2 separate regions of the Homo sapiens genome follow, and region 1 is linked to region 2. The links are chromatin loops, found by intact Hi-C in ENCODE. Cell type or tissue: Caco-2. All regions are shown on one strand. Links, peaks and the distances in the headings refer to the core of each region. The heading gives the core; the rest is flanking DNA.

Evidence for each region. Peaks named below come from ENCODE experiments on the same cell type or tissue, not always from the same donor. Only the 100,000 strongest peaks of a DNase experiment are listed, where the experiment ranks them.
Region 1: it touches region 2 in a loop (8-fold over the local background); 7 of 110 quality-filtered maps call a loop at or near these places.

What each region holds. Positions count from the first base shown.
Region 1 is chr16:8,677,058-8,679,941 of GRCh38, reverse strand. All of the region lies in intron 1 of ABAT (4-aminobutyrate aminotransferase), which reads right to left. Among named protein-coding and RNA genes, the nearest start is that of ABAT, 3.9 kb to the right of the region's middle. In Caco-2, for the core only: no CTCF peak of the experiment used is centred there; DNase peaks (open chromatin) are centred at 548 and 1,291.
Region 2 is chr16:8,752,136-8,755,045 of GRCh38, reverse strand. The region is part of intron 5 of ABAT (4-aminobutyrate aminotransferase); the gene reads right to left. Among named protein-coding and RNA genes, the nearest start is that of TMEM186, 44 kb to the left of the region's middle. In Caco-2, for the core only: no CTCF peak of the experiment used is centred there; a DNase peak (open chromatin) is centred at 1,435.

The DNA of each region.
Region 1 (2,884 bases), core at 1-2,500, 75 kb after region 2:
GACAGTTTAATGTGTGGAGTGTCTAGAGAAAGCAAGGATGGTTAGACCCCAGGGAGGAAGAGCTATAGCACAGACCCCCTCAGAATGCTCTCCCAGGCTTTCTGTTAAAAGCTCCTGCAGCAGAGTGGTCATGGTGGATCAGAGGGCAAAGTGAAGAAGTGAGGACAACTGATTCAGCCTGCTAAGCATTCTTGGGGCCTCAGGAGCCCCCACTGTCCTTTCTGAGGCTTTTGTCTTCTGCATCCTGGCAAGGAGCAGGCAAGCAGAGAAAAAGGCAGGAGAGACCAGGGCTCGTGTTAATTAAGCACCTACTAAGTACTGGGGGTCGGAACACATGGTTTTATGTAATCCTCACAGCGGCCCAATGAGAGAGGTTCTACTATTGCCTCCTCCTTCTACCTTTTTTTTTTTTTTTGGCTTTCATGTTTTTTCCTTTGCCTTTTAGCTATTTTAAAGTTAGAGAAATGAGGCACTGAGAGTTAAAGTGGCTGGCCTGAGGTCATCACGTGGGTGGAAGCCTGATTCAGGTGAGGTCAGTCTGACACCAGGATCCCTCTAGGTGCTCAGAGAAGGAATTTCCCCACAGTAAGGAAGGAGGCTTGGCCTGCTGAGATGAGCCTCAGATTCCTGTCTCTTGGCCCCGTAACTATCAGCAAACTCAAAGCTGAATTTCACCACTGGCAACTTCTGGTGTTAGCAAGTCTCTCAACCTCTGTGGGTTGTGCTCTATTCATTTTAATTTTTATCTTATGATTAATTATTTACAGTGTCCCTTTGTTGCCCAGGTTGGAGTGCAGTGGCTCACTCACAACTCACTGCAGCCTCAAACTCCTGGGCTCAAGTGATTCTGCCGCCTCAGCCTCCCAAAGTGCTGGGATCGCAGACGTGAGACAAGGTGGCCAGCCCACTTTGCTCATTTTTAATGCATGGGAAGCTGGCGGAGATTTATTTTCTTCTTCTTCCCCCAGGAATATGTTCTCATACATACATACTATCTAGGTCCTTTTAATTCCCCACTTCCCTAACTATCCATGTTCATGCATATTTACATTTAAAAAAAAATAGGATCATACTGGCTATGTTGATTCTGTGACTTTATCTTTTTCACTAAATAATATGACTCAGGAACCTTTCAAGGTCAGGAATGTGGATCCACCTCATTCATCTAAAATCTACTCATTCTCCCACATGAATGCATATACTGTAATCCCTTCCCATACCAGTGTTGCAAGCTCTGCCATGGACATTTTTATGTTATGTCAGTGCAAGTGTGAGCATTTCTGTGTGAGATTTTTCAAAGTGGGATTGCTGGACCAAAGAGCATGCCATTGAAGTTTCGAAAGACCCTGATAACTAATCTGAAGAAGGCCCAGAACTCAGTTGTTTCTCAAACAATTTCTGGCATGGATGTTTCTCTGATGCCTGGTGGAGAAGCGGGTGATGGTCTTAGACAAGTCTTTTAACCTTTGTGAGGCTTAGTTTGCTTATCTGTAGAGTGAGAAACAGTGTCATAGACACAACAGTGCTTTGGAGATGATAAGGTCCTGTGTAGGTTGGGTGCTGTGGCTTATTCCTGTAACTCACACTTGTAACCCCAGCGCTTTGGTTGTAACTCACACTTGTAACCCCAGTGCTTTGGGAAGCCAAGGCGGGAGGATCGCTTAAGCCTAGGAGTTAGAGACCACCCGACTCTGTCTCTACTAAAGAGAAAAACAAAAACCAGACAAGAAAGTCTTGTGTAAATGTGAGAAATTAAAAATTGTTATTAATATTGGAAGGCTCCACAGCTAGACACATCTCCTTCTCCTCATTACACAGAAACCAAAACGAGGAGCTTGTGCAAGAAAGAAGCTGTTTTTGGTTTTTATTTTGTTTTTTTTTGGAGACAGTGTCTCACTCTGTCACCCAGGCTGGAATGCAGTGGTGTGATCATGGCTCACTGCAGCTTCGACCTCCCCGGGCTCAAGCAATCCCCCCACCTCAGCCTCCCAGGTTGCTAGGACTACAGGCGCATGCCACCATGACCAGCTGATTTTTTTTTTCCTGTATTTTACAGAGATGGGGTTTTGCCATGTTGCCCACGCTGGTCTCAAACTCCTGGGCTCAAGCCATCCACCCGCCTCAGCTAGGAAGCTGTTTTATATTAAGTATCAACTATGTTTAAGGCCATGTATTAGACCAGCAGTTCTCAATAGCGAAGGAAAAGGATGATTTTGCTCCCCAGGGCACATCTGGCAATGTCTGCAGACATTTCTGATGGACATGACTCATGGGGTAGGGAGTGTCACTGGCATCTAGTGGGTAGAGACCAGAGGCGCTGCTGAATATCCTACAATACACAGGGGAGTCCCACAACAAAGAATCCTCTGACCCAACTGTCAACAGTGCCCAAAATGAGAACCCCTCATCTAGACCTGTCTCTTTTCTGATGTCCAACCCCAACAAACCTCATTCAAAGACGAGGAACTGAGGTTCAGAGACATGAATGACTTGCCTAAGTTTCCATAGACAGCCACTACCAGTGGCCAACTCTCTACTCCATCTGGCTTCAGGGTCTGTGGTCCATTCCACATACTACACTGTCTCTCTAGGAAGACATCCCCTTGTCCCCAGGCACCTTGGCCCTGGCAGATTATCTACGGCAAGGGTTACAAGTTTTGCCTTAAGGCATAAGCACCTCCCCACTTCATGATTAGAGGTTTTATGACTTTGCACTTGTAATCATTGTTTCTGCTCATTTTGCTGTGTGCTAAACATTTTATGAGGATTAACTCATTTTACCCCAAGGATATGTCACAGAGAGGTTAAGATCAGACACTAAGTGGCAGATTTGTGCTCTCGACCCAGATAAGAGGTCTCCAGGGACCAACCTCTCGGCCTCTCT
Region 2 (2,910 bases), core at 288-2,787:
TAAGAAGCCAGTAACTAACAGAAATTCTCGAGTTTGAAGAATAGCAGATAAGAAAGGAATCTCACTTGGGAGGCCGAGGCAGGTGGGTCACTTCAGCTCAGGAGTTTGATACCAGCTTGGCCAACATGGTGAAACCCCATCTCTACTAAAAATACAAAAATTAGCCCAGCGTGGTGGCAGGTGCCTGTAATCCCAGCTACTTGGGAGGCTGAGGCAGGAGAATCGCTTGAACCAGGGGGGCAGAGGTTGTAGTGAGCTGAGATTGTGCCACTGCACTCCAGCCTGGGCAACAGAATGGGACTCCGTTTTCAAGAAAAAAAAAAGAAAGAAAGAAAGAAAGAAAGAAAGAAAGAAAGAAAGAAAGAAAGAAAGAAATAAATAAATCAACTTGCTGAAAATGCTGAAACTCTCTCTGCTTATGAGATCAAGGAGAAACGAGCTGAAATCTGTTGGGACCAAGATGGTCAAATGGAGTTTGTGCAAAACGAGCTTGCTGATATCATGGCCTGAATTTCCACCACAAGGTTCACACTAACTCCTGCTGAATTTGAACATGCAATCGCTGCAGTAGCATGGATATAACTGTCCATGCCTGAGGACTTTCCAGACCACCCCCTCTTCCTTCTACCAGTCACCGGCTAATCTCAGAATCCACCCCTTGAACCTTTTCTTTTTGTTGTTTTCTTTGTTTGAGACATGGTCTCACTCTGTTGCCCAGGCTGGAGTGCAGTGGTGTAATCATGGCTCACTGCAGCCTCAACCTCCCTAGCTTAAGCAATCCTCCCACTTCAGCCTCCCGAATAGCTGGGATTACAGGTATGCACCACCATGCCCGGCTAATTTTTTTTTTTTTTTTTTTTTTTTTTATAGACAGGGTTTCAACATGTTGGCTAGGCTGGTCTCAAACTCCTGAGCTCAAGCTATTTTCCTGTCTTGGCTTCCCAAAGTGTGGGATTACAGGCGTGAGCCACTGTGTCCATCCAAATACATTTGCTTTGAAAGGAGACTTTATGTCAATGTGGCCAGAGGTTGAATGCAGTAGGAACAATCTTTCTGTTGCCTGCCCAAGCCTCTGAGCCTGGGCCGCGCACTCCTCCACAGTAAGAGATCAGCCAGTGGAGACAGGTATTAAAGACCTGGCATCACCCAGGGGAGACTTTCTGCTAATAGAATAGAAAAGTGAAAGTGATTTGAAATGCCTTGGGGTTCCACTCTGTCTGGTCGAGAAGACGGATGAGACAGCCTTGGAGGGGGACCAAGGTGGTTAACATTCATCCCTGGCACTCCCCCATCCTACTCCAACACACGCTGGCCCCAAGACTGAAAAGTACACCTTACTCAAGAAAGGAACACTCTGGGTTTCTCCAACTGTTTCGGGGCCAAAGGTCTTTAAGTCCTGGTTCCTTATCACCACTGCCTGTGTGTTCATGACTTTTCTGCCTTTGGAGAGCTAAGCCTGTTCCAGGTAGACCTCATTAAGCCTCAGATGTGGCGTGCCTTACTGGCTTCTGAAGAAGAGATGAAAGCGGAGCTGGTCCCTCTGATCAGGGAAATCCTGCCTTGGGCTTTCTATGCTGTGGGACCCCCACATTTCAGGGCAGGGCAGGGGCAGGCGTCTGCAAGGCAGCTACCATAGAAATAAGCTTGGGAGGGCCAGGCGCGGTGGCTCACGCCTGTATTCCTAGCACTTTGGGAGGCCAAGGTGGGTGGATCACGAGGTCAGAAGATCGAGACCATCCTGGCTAACACGGTGAAACCCCGTCTCTACTAAAAATACAAAAAAAAGTAGCCAGGCATGATGGTGGGCACCTGTAGTCCCAGCTACTTGGGAAGCTGAGGCAGGAGAATCGCTTGAACCCAGGAGGCAGAGCTTGCAGTGAGCCGAGATCATGCCACTACACTCCAGCCTGGGCGACAGAGCAAGACTCCGTCTAAAAAAAAAAAAAAAAAAAAGAATAAGCTTGGGAGGCAGAGAGTTGTTTGTGCACAGCCTGGCTTAGCCTTGGACTCCCTGTGTATGCCAGGAAAATCCTGCAAGCTCTTGAGACTCGGGCCCATCAGTCAACTGGAGGTGATGTTAGAAGACCCTACTCCAAGGTGGCTGTAGCCATTTAATGAGATAATGTATAAGGCACTTGGCAATATGCCAAGTGCATAGTAAATTCTCTATAAGTATTAACTTAAAAAAATCTTTTCAAAGACTACAGATACGGGAGGACAGGTGGCCAGAGAGAGAACTTTTAGAACTTCTAGAATTTTTCTGTTTTTGTTTTTTACTGAGACAGGGTCTTGCACTGTTGCCTCAGGCTGGAGTGCAGTGGAGTGATCATAGCCCACTGCAGCCTCAAACTCCTGGGCTCCAGAGATCCTCCTGACTGAGCCTCCAGAGTAGCTGGGACTACAGGCATGCACCAGCATGACTAGCTAATTTTTAAAACTCTTTTGTAGAGATTGGGGTTGGTTCTCACTATAATGCCCAGATTGGTCTTAAACTCCTGGCCTCAAACAATCCTCTTCCCTTGGCCTCCCAAAGTGCTGGGATTATCAGCGTGCTCCACCGTGCCCGACCAAACTTCTAGTTTTTTAAACAAATGCTGCTAATCTGATTCCCTGACCTTCATGCACACAGTGGCTAGCTGGGCATTCAGACTGAGGGAGTCCTCGGGGGTGGGTCACAGTCCCACAGCTAATATATAGTAGAGCCAGGATTTGAACCCAGGACAACTCAAGAGCCCATCCCTTCCACTCCCACACAAAGGGGAGATGGGGTTTTTAAATTCTTGTCTCCAAAATGCCTTCCATAGCTGAGGCATTCCTGAATGATGGACTTCCCCCAAAGAATGAGTCATCCGCTTACTGTCTAATCTCATGTTAGTGGCAAATAAATAGGTGTGAGGAAATGAGCAGGGG